Linked DNA regions of Mus musculus: region 2 is linked to region 1. A link is a loop called in an ENCODE intact Hi-C map of the cell type or tissue named here. Cell type or tissue: left cerebral cortex. All regions are shown on one strand.

Region 1 (8,000 bases):
CAGAGGTGGGAACACTACGTTCTGAATTTGAGAGTCCTCATTCATGGGCCATGAGCTGCACAAGAGTGAAAAGGTAGGGTGAGATGAACAGGCACTCACAAGAGCAGAGCAGCCATGACATCACATGAACAGAGAAGTCATGACATCACAGGAGCAGAGCACCTGTGACAGCCCAGGAATTCTTGGCCAATCTGGCTTTCATAGAAAGACCTTTCAGCAGAGATTTACCACTTGAAGTCCCTTAAAGTTAAGGAGAGCTAAAAGTCTAAAGAAATCAGTAGTTGGGGCAGGGAGAGGGGAAGAGGAAGGGAAGAGAAGGGATATAGAGAGGGAGGAGAGAGAGAGAGAGGAAGGGAAAATAGGAAACGGTGGAGAGGAAGCAGCAGTGTGTTGTGCGAGTGTGAGGTCAGTGATACTCGACACTTCCAGATGTTTAAGTTTCAGACTGGGCAGTTCTTAGCCCTGGCCATCAGTCTGTCACCCACAGAACTCTTTGCATGGTCAGTGTAAGTGCTTCTGCTTGGATGGGGATGGGGGGTATCCTGGACTTCAGGAGCCCAGGGTCCACACAGCTCTGAGGGAAGAAGGTGTCCCAGTGGAAGGGCATCCTGAGACAGGAGACCACAGGAACCACACAGCTCTGAGAGGAAGCCTCCTCAGCAGAGGCATTGCAGCTCCCAGGGGAGGGTCTCCCCAGCTGAGCTCAGGAGCTCAGGAGCCTCAGGCCATCAAATTCTCTTCGCTTTTCTCTTCATTGCTTCTTTTCTTCTTGGCTTTTTCCGATGGGAGTCACACCAGGTAAACAATCTCATGAATGAGATTTATTGGAGGATCCAGGGTATGGAGGGCTGAATCCAGGGATGACTGCCCGCTGCTCTGGGAGTGAACTGGTCAGAGAACTGGGCAAAAGGGCAGTGCTTATATAGGGTTTCTGAGGGGGCGGTGCTTTTCAGGACAGAAATCTCCAGAGAGAAGATTGGTGGGATTTCAAGTCCTGAGCTTGGGGGGGGGGGGAGTTTTCACCCCACTCCCTTTCCCCTGCATCAGATTCATGGGTTAAGGTGAAAAATTCTTCCCGGCTGCAGCTGGCGTTTGCTGAGGCGCCATCTTTGTGGGTCTGTTGGGGAGGGTATGGGACTGGAAGGGAGCTGCCACTGTGGACAGATCCTGCGGATCAGCTCCTTCCGTGTTTCACTGAGGCTGTAGGCTGAGGCAGGAAAGGTGCCACCACTGTGGACAGCTCCTGAGGATCAGCCCCTACTGAGGCAGGAAAGGAGATGCACCGCCATGGACAGCTCCCATGAGGGCTGCAGGCTGAGGAGATGTTGTGGAGCCACCAATTTAATAGGAGCCGATGGCTCCTGTGCATCATTTTACCGCCGTGGTCCTAGGCTGGGGCAGGGAAGGAGAGGCCTGCCTGCTGCCACTTTGAGGGTTTTCATGGTGCTCTGCTCGGGGACTACGGTCTGTTCCATCACGGTCCTAAAATCCAAAAAGATTCTGACAAACCAGATCCTCTGAATGTTTAATTTTTCACTTAAAATCTTAATTTACTTTCAAATTGATTTTATGAGAATTTACAAGTCTGAATCACTCACCAGTTATTGTTTTCTGAAAGTGATAAAATTGATTTTGCCGCAGATACAAACAAGGAGCTACATGTGGGGAATCAAGAGGAACACAGGGTTTGTGCCAATTCTTTACACTCTCCAGGATCACAGAGAACTAGACTCCAAACCAATGCTTAATTTCTGTTCCTAAAAACATGAACTCATGCTCAGCTGCTTGTAATTTTCAGACACACCATCCTGTGAGATAAGAGCCTTCAGGAGCTCTGGGCGCTTGACTTGTCCAGTCAGGGTCAGTCAGGCTATTTGTCCTCTTCCACTGATGCTGAAACTTCCAGCCTAAACCAGGAGCTTCAGGTTGAATATTGTCTAACGGGAATCAGTCAATCCCCTCTTTCAAAGCTGATTGCTGCGGCCCTGTGTGAAGAAGATGCTCTCCCAGAGGAAGAAAGCAGGGAGGTGCGACCTTCAACATTTCAGATGTTTAGGTTCATGTCACTCTGGGAATAAGAGGAGCATCCTAGTGTTGAGAAAAAAATAAAAATAAAGCTTACTGGGCACTACTAGTCCCAGCCTTTGTATCCTTGAAACCCACCTATTGGGTCCCACCTATTGGGTCCCTTCCCCTTGTGGCTCCATCTCTGCGAAATGCAACCCAATGGTGAAGTTCCACGAATGACCAGTAGATGGCGGAATTGACAAGACAAGATGCTAGTGTTTCAAGGTGGCACAATTTGGATAAGGTCTGAAGAGCTGCTCTCCAAAGCCTCACTAATATTGCTCAATCCATCATTCAATCAAATTAACTTTTTTTTATATAGCATACTCAATTCAGCGCCTGGGTATGGGGGAAGAAGAAAAAAAAATTAGCTGCTGTCACCAACTATGTCAACTCTCCTAAGGACCCCAGAGGATAGAGCAACAGGGAGAGGCTCTTTGTTAACCTTAAAGCTGCTGTCATGTTTCCTTTCCCGGCTCTATTAAAGCACACCTCAAAAAGTGGTCAACTCTTCTCTCAGAGTTAGCTGAAATGTTACCAGTAGATAGATAACTCAGGTGTGAATATTCCAGCCGTCCAACGGCTTCAGTGGAGGAGTTACTGAATTAACCAAGTAATTCAGTAACGAGGTAGGACGCAAAACCAACCAACAGCTGAAACCAATAGCTTTCCCACACACCATCAACAGATTTCCTAAGGAGGAAATTGTGAAAGGAGCTCAATAGCCACAATTCTCTGCAAACTTAAATACGCACACACACACACACACACACACACACACACACACACACACACACACAAATGTACCGATTAAAAAGAAGAGGAAACCAGGTTTGCTGGTGCCCTGTAATTGTGCCTCAGCCAGATGGAAATCACAAGTTCAAAGTTGACAAGGGCTTCGGAGAAAGTCCTAAGCCAGCCTAGATGAGATCCCTGTCTCAGAATTACACAATTTTACACTGGGCTTATCATTCAATAGTGGGGCATTTCCCTGGTGTGAGATGAGGCCCTAAATTTAATTCCTAATATTCAAATAATTAAATGAAATGAAAAGAAAAAGAAACTGAAGAAGAGACAGAAAGGAAAACACTTTCCACATTCACTGTTTGGAAGAACGAATATTGTCAAAATGTTGTTCTATTATAGGGAATTTAGTGGCTCAGTGTCGTCTCTGTTAGAACAACAATGGCATTCTTCACAGAGCTATAGAAATCAATCCTAAAATTTACACAGAAAAATGAAAGACCTCCACAGTCATGGCAATCTAGAGCAAAAGAACAGATGGGGATATGATACTGAGCAGCTCAGCATTCGGGGGAGAGGGAGAAGGGAAGCTAAAATGGAAGAACTTGGATCAAACAAACGTAAAATGCACTGAAGCCCCAGAACTGATCTGGGTCCAGTGTGGATGCACTCATGGTCACGGAGCTGTGGGAGAATGAAGTCAGATGACCGGTAAAGAATATGGATATAGATGATAGTCATGTTCGTATAATTCAGTAATCTTTAGAATACTCCCATTTGCCTCTGAGGCTCAGTTCTCCCACCCTGAACACACAGTTTTGAGTGTGGATACAAGCTGTGTGGTTTGGGTGGCAGAGAGAAAATGGACCTGTGTCATGTGGTGAGCAAGCTGTCACAGGCTTGAACATTGGCAAGCAGGCATTGGTGACGTCCTCAGCAGATGATGTTCCCTTGTGTCCTGTGGGCTTTGATGAAACTATGACATCAGCGGGACTTCCCAGAGGCCACTGACCACTTTAGATTAAAAGTCGACCCTGACCAGTGCTCTGCCAGCCTTAAGCTATACTTCTTGTAACATATTCAATTCTGTTTTCTGGAGGACCCATGACAGTAGCTCACCACGGTTTAATGTCACCAAGGATACATTATTCAGGTGGCTTCAGAAATCCCCTCAGACACACAGGAAGCTATACTTTGGGAGAACAGGAAACCACGAACAGTGTGCCAGAGACTTCTCCCCATCACAGAGAAGGGGAACTGAAAGTCATTCTCTGAAGTCTAGTTTAATAATTTCATGAGCAGAACCAATCAGCAGACAGGAACTCGGCAGCATCATAAGTTGCTAAGTAGCACTGTGTATTTAGAGGTACCTTAAACTTACCATACACTTGCCAAGAGCATGGCATTAAGAAGCTAGCAAAAGATAGGTGCAAAAATTGTGTTGGCTTGATTTGGCTCTGAAAAAGGAGGCCAGCATGCACCACAGAATTGTTGCATCAGCCTCTTGACCCCGGGATGATCCTGTTAGTGATCTGGGGGTTGATATCAGATGCCTTACTTAGCCCCTGGCATGATCGGACCATCAGCAGTCAGGAGGATGACGGCCCTCTTTGTTGTGTTACTATGTTGAAGATTCACCAAGGCACTAATTCAGCCCCAGGTGGGAAACCTAGCTGCTTGGCGGCTTCTCTTTGGCTTTTAGCCCTTTCTGTCTGTAAGCAAATATTTTTCGGTGTATTATACAGTGTTTCCAGAAACAAGACATGTAAAACCTCCTAATTTTCAGGAACATCTATGGAGAATCTCAAAATACACTTTTGGTTCAAGCCTTTAATCCTTATTAAGACAGGAGGAGAGCTTCCACTGCCCGTTGACCTAGGCTAAGGGTGTGCCCAAGCTATTCTTTAGTAGTGGCCTCCACATCCAAGCCCAGATTCACCTTCAGGTCACAATCTGGCTAGAGATCCTCTCTAGGCCATGACAAATATAGGAGGACCCCATACAGCCCATGGTTTCTAGTGATCGCTACCCATCTTCCAGAGGTGCCCCAACTCTCTCTGGTCTTTGGAGCTTTGGGACTCAGTTTATTTTCCAATGCCATCAGAAAACAATATTTTCCAGTGGCCCTGGAACCTTGGGCTGAACTGACCATGTTGGTGTCTAGCCCACTGCAAAAGGAGATGCATCCAGCAATAAGGAGATCCCTGAATGACATTCTGTTACCAGAATCCGGCATTCTCCATCACCTGCTTGTTCCGTTTCTCTTTAGATAATTCAATGTCCCTTGAAAGCAGTCTTCCCAGCCTTCACACTCAGAGGTACAAATAGTTCAGGGGGAAAAATCTTTCTACTGAAGTAAAATGACTCAGACTTAGTTGAGCAAACAAATAAAGGCACATGCTGCTGAGAGCTGCTGTCTCTCCAGAGGTCAGACATTTGGGGCTATGGGAAAGTAGCTTTCAGTAGGCACCAACCAGTTTCATTCCTGGGTTTTATTTTTTTTTTCTTTCTGGAACATTGGGAAAATTAATAATTGGAAACCTCACACTATTTTGTGGAGATCAAGTGAGCTAATGTATGAGAGGCTCTCAGTGCTGTTCTCGTCTGAGTATCCTGTTCACACCAGTCCTGTTGTATTTAAACATGGACACCATATTTAAGATCACGAGAAAGAAATGACATCATCCCACTCCAAATCTACCCAAGAGGTAGGGCAGGCACACTGATATGAAGTGCACTTAGTTGACTGATTCTTGGGGCAGTTGTAGCTGTGCCAGCCCCTTCCTGTGACACAGCAGATGCTACAAGAACTGTGGTCACCACTACCGAGTTCTAGTTACCAGAGAGCAGAGAGACTTAAGTGGAGGTTGGAATCATCTCCAGAGCAAATATTTTGTGCTGATGTGAGAAAGGGTTCTGCATCCTGAGCATCCCTGTCGACAACCAAGGAAGGAAGACAAACAGAAAGGAAATGAGAAGAGTAGGGAAGCCAGCTCCAGTCACACAAGAGCAAGTCTGGGCTTCTACTGCCCAAGAAGGTCTTAGCGAGGCAGATGCTCTTCCTGTGCAGCAGAGCCAGAGGAAGAAGGAATATAGAAGATACGTTTGTGCATAAAGACAATCATAAAATAAATCCCTTGACTAAACATTAAAATCGGTCACCTTATTCCTAAAGACAACACAGAAGCCCTCATCTCATCGTCCTTGTTGTTGGTTATCCTCCCTGTCAATCATAACAGACCATGTCCCACAAAAGTAGTCCTAGTCGAAGTAGTGGTTAGATAAAGGTCTAGTTTCAAGGTCAACCCAGCTATGCCCCTTCTCAAAGACGTAGTCTTGGGACGAGGATAAGCGATCCAGAGCATTTCAAGGCCTCAGTGTCAATCTCGGGTGCCTTGGGCACCACGTATGTCTCTAAGGGCTACTGGTTAAAGGAATTTGTAACCAGAAATTGTCAGCAGAGTTTGTTAGGTTTGGTGAGGGTACTGCAAGTTCTTGTCTCAAACCTATCCTGATAGAATGGGACTCAGCAGAGGTATGACAGGAAACTCCCTTATTAAGTAGACAGTAGTGATATGCTCAGTTAACAGGGTGAGTGTCACAATTGTAATCAGTTCCCAAGTTCCCAAAGGATCCTTTCAAATAACACTTCTCTACTCGGAGAGTACAGTGCCAGGATAAAAAGAAGCCCCTGTGTGCTGACCCAAGCTATTTAATCCCTGCACAACAGGGAACAAGGGATGCTTTTTTCTGATGCACTGTAGCCAAATTTCGAAAGTCATGAAGTCATTAAATACCCACTCAAATATGTTTTCTGAATCAACCTGCCACTCCAAGGCCAAAGGGACAGTGTAGGAGAGGGAACAGAAAGAACATGTGAGCCAGAGGATGGGGGTAGGGGGACGACGCCATGAGAGATACTGTCTTCCAGACATGACATGACATTGAACACATGACTGAACTTGCAGTGGCTGCAGATATATGCACAAGACCTTCCCAGGCCAGCTAAGCGATGTAGCATGGATGGGGTAGGAGCTCTTGAGAGACTGTTTACAGTTGAAGGCTGCCGATGGAGAGTATGTGTTTCAGGGGGTGGCCACTGGTTGGTGGCTCATGCTGGAGTGCACATATGGACAACAGTTGACTTGGTGCTAATAAAGAAGGCTATGTTGAAGGCTGTGTCTTGCAGTCCCATCCATTCATGTTCTAACACAAACATCTCCCTTCTTTCTCACCTGCCTGCTTTGCTCAGTATGAATGTCCATCACCCAGACCCTGTTTCTTCCCTAACTCCCATTCTATGCTCTTCCATCCCGATTGTCCCAGTCACCGTCCATCCCTGCCCACCCAAATGCCTGTGGGTTCTTCATCATCTTCTTCTTCCATCTCCCTCCCTAATCCCCTTTCCTTTCTTTTCAGAGGAACACACCATCATCCAGGCGGAGTTCTATCTTTTACCAGACAAACGTGGAGAGTTTATGTTTGACTTTGACGGCGATGAGATTTTCCATGTAGACATTGAAAAGTCAGAGACCATCTGGAGACTTGAAGAATTTGCAAAGTTTGCCAGCTTTGAGGCTCAGGGTGCACTGGCTAATATAGCTGTGGACAAAGCTAACCTGGATGTCATGAAAGAGCGTTCCAACAACACTCCAGATGCCAACGGTACCTGCCTCTCCTCCCTATCCCCTCCTCCCAGATGTGGGAACGCAGCTGTAAATAGATACTTTGGCGAATTCTATAAGGGTGTAAGGAGGTCTTGCTTGCCCTTCTAAGACCTAAGTTTGCTCAGCACAGCAAATCTAATTCTCAGGCCACAGGCCCAGGGATTTTAGAAGTTTGTTCCTTTTTTTTTTTTTTTTTTTTTTTTTTGTAGTCTTGGTTTATTCATCAATTAACATTTATGAAAGCACTGACTTGAGTCTATACAGTGGGAGTGAGAAACTGGGATGGGGGCTTGGGTGGAATCGCGTGAGTGGTTGGATACCTCATACCTCAATACTGGCTCCAAAATGTCAGATCTGGGACTAGGGTCACATGACTGACTCCTCAGGGAGCCGTTTCAGAGTCCTAGGTAGCATTGTACCACAAGACAGCATGGGCAGAGCAGAAGCTGAAGGAATGAAAGCTAATTTATGCCATGTCTCCCACAGTGGCCCCAGAGGTGACTGTACTCTCCAGAAGCCCTG
Region 2 (8,000 bases), 180 kb after region 1:
ACCTGACACTTCAACTCAAAAGAGCAGCATAAGGGCAGGGGATTCACACTGTTACTCATTCCCCTGGCAAAGGGCAATGGGGAAGAGAAGCAGCGACTGGATTTGGGGAAGCAGAAGTCACAGGAGGAGTTCCTGGGGCAGAAGTGGCCAAGCAGGTGACTTAGGTAACTCTGCATAGAAGCCTAGTTCCTCTCCACAGGGTGAGCAGCAACTAGGGTGGGGGTTGGGGGAAGGGGGTAGAGGCTATCTTTTGGGTCTCTGTGTGGTTCTGAGTAGGACTCTTTGCCTAAACAAGAGGAGTCTCCCATCCATTGCTCCACATTTCCTGTTGAAAAGCAACACACACACATACACACTTTCTTCAAAAACAAAAAGCAAACCGACAAACAAAGAAGTAGATATTTGCATTTGTAAACTGTTCAAATAGAAAACCCAAAACTATGTACAAAGAAATGGTCTTGGTTGTGACAGGCTTGCTGACATCAAAGGTCCGTGAGACATGGTACTTTGATTGCTACTGTGTGTTCGTATGCTGTAAAACAGAAAATTGAAAGACAAAGTTGAAAAAACAGTCTTAAACCTGCATTTACAACAACACCGGAAATATCCAGTTAGCTGTGTGTAAATCCAATAATGCCTTTGTAGAACCCTTGTCAGAAAAAAAAGGAAAGAAAGAAAAGAGAAGAAAAGCCAAATATAGCCAGGTCTGATGGTGCACACTTGCAAGCCCCGCCCTCAGAGGCAGAGGCAGGAATAGTAGCAGTGGGAGCCCAGGTTGGGTACACAGAGAGCCCTGTCTCAAATAAACAGAGATGGGCATAAAGAAGAGATGGAAGAAGAAGAAAGAGGGGAAGGAAAAATAAAGAGAAGAGAAGGAGGGAGGGAGGGAGGGAGAAGAATTGACATTAAGAAAGACAAGAGGGGGCTGGAGAGAACCCTCAACAACTAAGAGAGCATCCTACTCTTACAGAGGACGGGAGTTTGGCTCCCAACACCCTTGTTATGAATGAAGCTCACAGCTGTTGCAGGATTTTCCCTGTCCAATCACATTAGGGCAGTGGGAGGCTTGTGATTGGACAGAAGACGGGAGGTGGAGCGAGGAGTTGAGGAGACAGAGAGAGAGAGGTCTGAGGAGAGGGAGAACCAAAATGGAGGCTGACATGATGTTATCAAATGGTTAGAATAATTGGGTTAAAGCTTTACCATTATCATTTAGCTCTGAAATTATTGTATTGGCATTTTGTAAATTGTGTTATTAATGACACATAAATCTGATTGACTAATTAAGCATTAAGAGTCTTGATTCTACCAGGTAATTAGGTATTGAGATGGCTAACCAGGGCTGTGTGGGGCATTGTGTGAAAGTGAGAGGAACTCGGGGGCCCATCTGAGAGATGGCCCAGTGCGAGCCGTGTGGCAGGGCTGGTGAGTTGGTGGCAGAGAGACTGAGCGAGCGAGATCACCTGGCACAGGGGCTAGCTCTAGAGAGTTGTTGGTGGCAACAGGAGCGCAGGAGCATGGCCTGGCCCCACTGAGAGTTGGCGGGTTCATTTTTTAATATTTCTTGAAACACACAGCAACCTGTAACTTCAGCTCCAGGATATCTGATGCCCTCTACTGGCCTCTGTGGGCACTGCACTCAGGTGCACATACACAGAAGCACACATAAAAGTAAAAATCAAAACTGAGTCTCTAAAAATTATGTTTTCAAAAAGTGTTTCAATTCAACTTCATGCATTGTGGTGGTCTGAGTGACTATAGCTCCCATAAGCGCACATTTTTGAGTGCCTTATCCCCAGTTGGGGAAGGTGTTTGGGAAGGATTAAGAGGTGTGGCCTTGGAGGAGGTGTGTTAGCTTTGGGTGGGGTGGACTTCAAGGTTTCAGAATCCCAGGCCACTCCAAGTTAGCTCTCCCTGCCCCACCTCTGCCCCCTGCTTGTGAACCAGGTGTGAGCTCCCATCCACTGCTATGGTGCTAAGCCATTTTGCCTGCTGCTATCGTCCCTGAAACTGTAAGCCCCAATAAACTCTGCTACAAGTTTGCCTTGGTCATGATGCTTTGTCGTGGCAATTGCAAAGTAATTAAGACGTGCATTCACCATTTCTTCTATCTGGCTTGTCTTAAGACTCAGATGAAATGAGACAGGGTGGCACACACCTGCAATCTTAGCATTTGGGAGAGTAAACAGGGAAATTTTAAGTTCAAAATCAGCCTAGGTGTCAGGCATGGTAGCATATACCTTTAATCCCAGCACTCTGGAGGCAGAGGCAGATTGATCTCTGAGGTCAAAGCCTGCCTGGTCTACAAAATGAATTTCAAGACAGCCAGGGCTACACAGAGAAACCCTGTCTTGGGGGGGGGGGGGGAATCTAAGAAAGAAAATATTCAGATGAGTTTTTTAAGACATTTTAATTTGACATGCATGAGTGTTTTGCCTGTGTGTATATGCAGCATGGGGTGGGTATTTCTCTCTCTCTCTCTCTCTCACTCTCTCTCTCTCTCTCTCTCTCTCTCTCTCTCTCTCTGTGTGTGTGTGTGTGTGTGTGTGTGTGTGTGTGTTGCTCATGGAGGCCAGAGAGAGTTCAGATTCCAGGAACTGGAGTTACAAACAGTTGTGAGGGGCTGGGGACCAAACCTGGGTGCTCTGCAAAAGCAGCCATCTCTCCAGCCCCTCCGGTAGATTTTTAAGTCCCCTGCTACAGTCTGATAGGAGGCAATGTCAGCTTAGATGTGTAATTTCCTTTCCGTTGTTCTATTTCCTACAAACATTCTTTGCCCTCAATGAAAGCATATGCAGTCGCTAAAATACTGGTAACATTCTACCCAGAGAAACGTTACCTTAGCGTTAAATATCCTCATTTAATTTCTGTTGCTGTAATAAACACCATAATCAAAAGCAAGCTGGGGAGGAAAGGGCTTATATGGTTTCCATATCCTGTTTCCGGTTTATCTTTGAGAAAAGTCAAGGCAGGAACTGAAGTAAGGCGTGAGCGGAACGCTGCTTCCTACCTACCCACGATTCACTCGCTTTGTCTTTTCAGAAACCCACGCCCACCTTCTCAGGGGTGGCACCGCCCACAGTGGGCTGTGCCCTTCCACATCAACCATTAATCAAGAAAATGGCCCACAAATTTGTCCACCGGTCAATTTGATGGATACATTTTCTCAATTGAGGGTCCTATTCCCTGTGTCAAAGTTAACACAAAACTAACCTGTACACCAAGCAAGATTTGAACTCTTGTTTTGCTTGTCTTCTCTTTTCCGGGTCTCCCCCCCCCCCAACACTTTAAATTTGATATTAGGATCGCTCTTTTAATAAGGACTAAGAAGTACCTAATTGTGTCAGGCTGAGTCGTGAGAGCACATGTCTTTGGCGCCACCTAGTGGACAAATGTGTAGTGGCTACCCAGTGAGAAAATCCACAGGTTTGGAAGTGTGGAGAGCTTGGTTATTTTATTATCCTGAATCCAAGGTATGAAGTTGAAAACAGCAACAGCTAAAGGAGATTCCAAAGAAAACCAGCCACCGTTTTCTAATCTCCACAGAGAGTGGAAGTTAGCCACCGTTAGAATCTTTGCCTCTATAGCAAGCGGATGGAATCTAGTGCCAGCAGAGCATTAAGTGTGAGCTGTCTCCCAGATAAACGCCTGCAGTCACCTACTCAGCCTGACACACCCAGTCTCCAGCATTTACTTAAAGGATAGCTTTGCCTGTGTGCTGACATCCCTGTATCACTAAAGTCCTAATTTACCAAATTTTCACTGTGGCCACAGAATTCCTTGGGTTTTTCAGCTTCTATTTTATTAACAAAAAACATTCCCTCTCAGATCAAAGGAATAAGAGATTTTGTTTTTCTGAACCTAATATAAGTAGATGGCCACAGTCCAGGGACAACGGCTCAGTTTGCCCTGTGGCAGGAAGACAGTTAAATAAGCGTTTTGATAGGAAGTCATAAATCAAGCCACCCGCCAAATACATTAGTAGGGATGTCAGGGCAAGTGGGTTACAGCAAAACAAGAAGTCTTTCTCTGCTGTAGATTTCAGGTACTATCTTATGGCACTCTGAGTTTGGGGATCAGTGGAAACCAGCAGTTTGCTAAGTTAATATACTCAAAATATTTTTCCCCTCATAGTTGAAAGGGTTATGATTGACAGCTTTAACCATCAACTTTACATGACTCACAATAACTTGGGAAGGGACTCTCAATGAAGGATTTTACACTGGGTTGGCCTGTGGGCATGTTTGTGAGGGGTTGTCTGAAGTTAATTGATATGGGAAGACCCAGCCCACTGTGGGTGGCACCATTCCCTAGGCAGGCATCCTGAAGCTCGTAAGAGCAGAGATGGTGAGCTTACCATAAGCAGGCAACACGCATACATTCCTTTCTCTCTGCTCTTGACTGAAGGTGTGAAGTGACCAGCTATTTCAGATTGCCACCTTACCTCCCCACAATGATAGACGTCACCTGGAATTGTCAAAACCTTCCTCCTATTTTTTGAGGGGGATGATCAGGGTATTTTTCCATCAACAGAAATGATTCTAGTTCAGGATGTCACATCAGCTTCAGAGGTGGACTCCAAATGACTTTAAGAATACTAAAGAAAGTGACTGATAAATAAATCTGACTTTAGAGCTTCAACTCCACAGCTCTCCACAATCAGGGAGTTCTAATCAGTAGGTCAACCTTACAGAGACTTGGACAATGGTGTGATTTCTTTTCTAGGAATATTCAAGAAATGATCTCTCATTCCACTGAGTCTGAGGCTGCCCAGAAACATCCACAAAAGGAGAGTTTAAATTTCCATTTAAAAATCATTAACAAGTTGTAGCCTGTAGGTGTCAGCAAAGACTGACAATGGGCAGGAAACCTGGCTGACCAGCGGGTGCAAAGCGGGTGTTCAGGGTTGATTCTGCCTTGTGTCTCTTTTTCCTGAGTGTGTGTGTGTCTGTCTGTCTGTCTGTCTGTTTCTCTCTGACTCTATCTCTCTCTTTCTGTATGTGTCTGTTTCTATGTCTCTCTGTGTCTCTCTCTCTTCTCTCTTTCTCTGCTGCCTCTGTCTCTGTTTGTCTCTGTGTGTGTCTGTCTATCTCTCCTGTCTCTTTCTGTGTGTGTGAGAGAGAGAGAGAGAGATGTGTCTGTCTGTCTGTCTGTCTTTCCCTCTGTGTCTGTCTGTCTATCTCTCCTATTTCTCTGTGTGTGTCTGTCTGTCTGTCTCTCTGTCTGTCTGTCTTTCTCTCTGTGTGTGTCTGTCTGTCTCTATGTCTCTCTGTGTCCCTCTCTTTCTTTCTTTCTGTGTGTGTGTGTGTGTGTATGTGTGTGTGCCTATCTATCTCTCTGTCTCTCCATCTCTGTCTCTCTCTCTGTCTCTGTGTGTGTGTGTGTGTGTGCATGTGTGTGTGTGTGTGTGTGTGTGTGTGTGTGTGTGTGTGTGTGCATGTAGCTATAACATGATCCCCAAATACACCCCGGATAGTCCTTGATGGATTTTTATTCTCTTTACTAACCAGGTTAAGAATTCCAGGGTTGTCCTTATTTCTAAAAGTTTGTTTTTATTTTTGATAAAATTAGCTGCTCCATCATATGTAGGCATGTGTTGTTTTCTATTTTATTTGTGTTTTTAACAATTATTTATTCACTGGGAGGGAGCAGTGCACACATACCACAGTGAGTATGGAAATCAGAGAACAACTTGCAGGAGCTCTTTCTGGGGTCAGCCCTGGGTCTGTAACTTAGCGGCAAGTACCTGCTGAGCTGTCTCACCAGCCCTGGGGGCATTTCTTTATTTGTTTTGTTGTTGTTTGTTTTGTGTGCTAAAATTATACTTACCAGGTGGCTGATAGCTAATGACATTACAAACATATATCTTCACATAATTTATGCCATGTTTATCTTTTATTTATTTGTTCATAAATATTCACACTGGTTTTCTAACACACTGGTCTGTGATGTGAAGGGTCTCACTGTGGGGAACGCACAAATGCTAGCCAGGGAAGGGATGTTAGAATTTCTACTTACATACATCTGGCAACAGTGCCAGGAAGGGCTGGCTATCTTTACAGTCTGACAGAGATGGGGCTGAGCAGGCAGAAAAGCAGCTGAGAGAGGGGCTGGGGGGAGGGAGAGGGAGACAGACACACAGACAGACTTGAGTGGGGGTCAGTTGGTAGACTGCTTTGCTAGTGTGCATGAAGCTCTGGGTTTGATCTCCAGATGTGGTGGAGGATTCATTGCTCAGGGCTATCCTTGTCACCTAGAGACCTCAAGGGTAGACCCATAAGGGTCTCACTATGTAGCCCTGGCTGTCCTGGAACTCCATATGTAGACTAGCTGACCTCAGGCTCACAGAGGTCTTCCTGCTTCTGCCTCCCCATGCTAGGATTAAAAGCATTTGCCCCCAACTACCCTAGCTTTAGAGTGTAGTCCTTTATAGCTCTCTCTGTCCAGTCCCTTTGTTTGTTATAGCTACCTCTGCCTTTTACTATGGCTCCTTGTAAACATTTTATTGGTGTATTTATGCTAGCACATGCATGCTATGGCAGGTGACTAGATGCCAGAGGACTGTTTGTAGAGTTGGTCTCTCCTTCCACCCTGAGGTCCTGGGGTTGGACCTCAGGTTATCAGGCTTGGGGTCAAATGCCGGTTCTCACTTCGTCATCTTCCTGGCCTTATGAACTGTTTTTTTTTTTTTTTTTTTTTTTTATTTATTATATGTAAGTACACTGTAGCTGTCTTCAGACACACCAGAAGAGGGAGTCAGATCTCGTTAGGGATGGTTGTGAGCCACCATGTGGTTGCTGGGATTTGAACTCTGGACCTTTGGAAGAACAGTCGGGTGCTCTTACCCACTGAGCCATCTCACCAGCCCATGAACTGTTTTTAAAACGTGCACTTTAGTCTTGTATATACACCCTGAGATCTTTTGGATCTAATAATGGGATTTGGCCAGTTTTGGTGAGTCCACCAGGGATGTTGCTGTCATGACAGACATTGATTGTTTTTGTACAATTTGGGTAAAAAGAGTCTACCCAGAATAGTAGGGCTTCACCAACAACCCTCAAATAGTGCTACTCAATAGTTACTCCATGGAAGACAATGTCTGACCTTGTCCTCAAGTTCCAGAGCCTTTAGCTCCAGTGATAGAGAGTGGGTTACCTTAACACTATTGACATCAATAGGAACAATGTGATCCAATAGACTAGACATCGTTAATAATGGGATTTTCCTAGTGGGAATTATTAGTTTTGGTTCTAGGAGTTTTAGTCAAGTTACCCTCTGTGATGATTTGTATATTCTTGGACCAGGGGGTGGCACCATTTGGAGGTGTGGCATGGTTGGAGTAGGTGTGTCACTGTGGGTGTGGGCTTAAGACTCTCGCCCCAGTTGCCTGGAAGTCAGTCTTCCACTAGCAGCCTTTGGATGAAGACGTAAAACTCTAAGCTCTTTCCCTCGCCATGACAGCCTGGATGCTGCCATGCTCCCACCTTGATGATAATTGACTGAACCTCTGAACCTGTAAGCCAGCCCCAATTAAATGTTGTTTTTATAAGACTTGCCTGGGTCATGGTGTCTGTTCACAGCAGTAAAACCCTAACTAAGACACCCTCCCTGAGGACTCCCTGGGGTAGCTTCAAAATAGGTCTCTGTCCGTCTAAAATCTGGAGACGTTTTAAGCCAAATTATCCTGGACAGTAGGAGAGACCTTTGAAGAGATGGTGAGAGGTCGAGTATTTTCAAGCATAAAGACTTGGTTTGGATAAAGTAGGAGGTTTGCGTTAGCAACAGAACTGTGGTCAACAGCAGGACGGAACACTCCAGGCCTCAAGATCGGAATCTTTACCACATAAGAAAATATACCACAAGGATGCTTACCTTGTAAAAGCCTTTTAACATTAAGAAAAAAAAAATCCAAGATACATATGAGCCAGGAGTGATGGCATAGACCTTTAGTTCCTACACTAGGGCTAGCCTGGTCTACAGAGCACCAAAAAGTGTTTGCC

The links. A loop is a pair of places that touch in the nucleus more often than their neighbours do. Peaks named below come from ENCODE experiments on the same cell type or tissue, not always from the same donor. Only the 100,000 strongest peaks of a DNase experiment are listed, where the experiment ranks them.
Region 2: a loop joins it to region 1, with 5 times the contacts of the local background. A loop is called at or near these places in 9 of 42 quality-filtered maps.

Annotation. Positions count from the first base shown.
Region 1 is chr17:34,343,874-34,351,873 of GRCm38, reverse strand. It overlaps the pseudogene H2-Ea. Among named protein-coding and RNA genes, the nearest start is that of Btnl2, 6.9 kb to the left of the region's middle. In left cerebral cortex, a CTCF peak has its summit at 2,251 (motif pointing right); DNase peaks (open chromatin) are centred at 2,250 and 4,127.
Region 2 is chr17:34,166,344-34,174,343 of GRCm38, reverse strand. No RefSeq gene overlaps it. Among named protein-coding and RNA genes, the nearest start is that of Psmb9, 17 kb to the left of the region's middle. In left cerebral cortex, CTCF peaks have their summits at 1,650 (motif pointing left), 3,202, 3,404 (motif pointing left) and 4,840 (motif pointing right); DNase peaks (open chromatin) are centred at 3,393 and 4,853.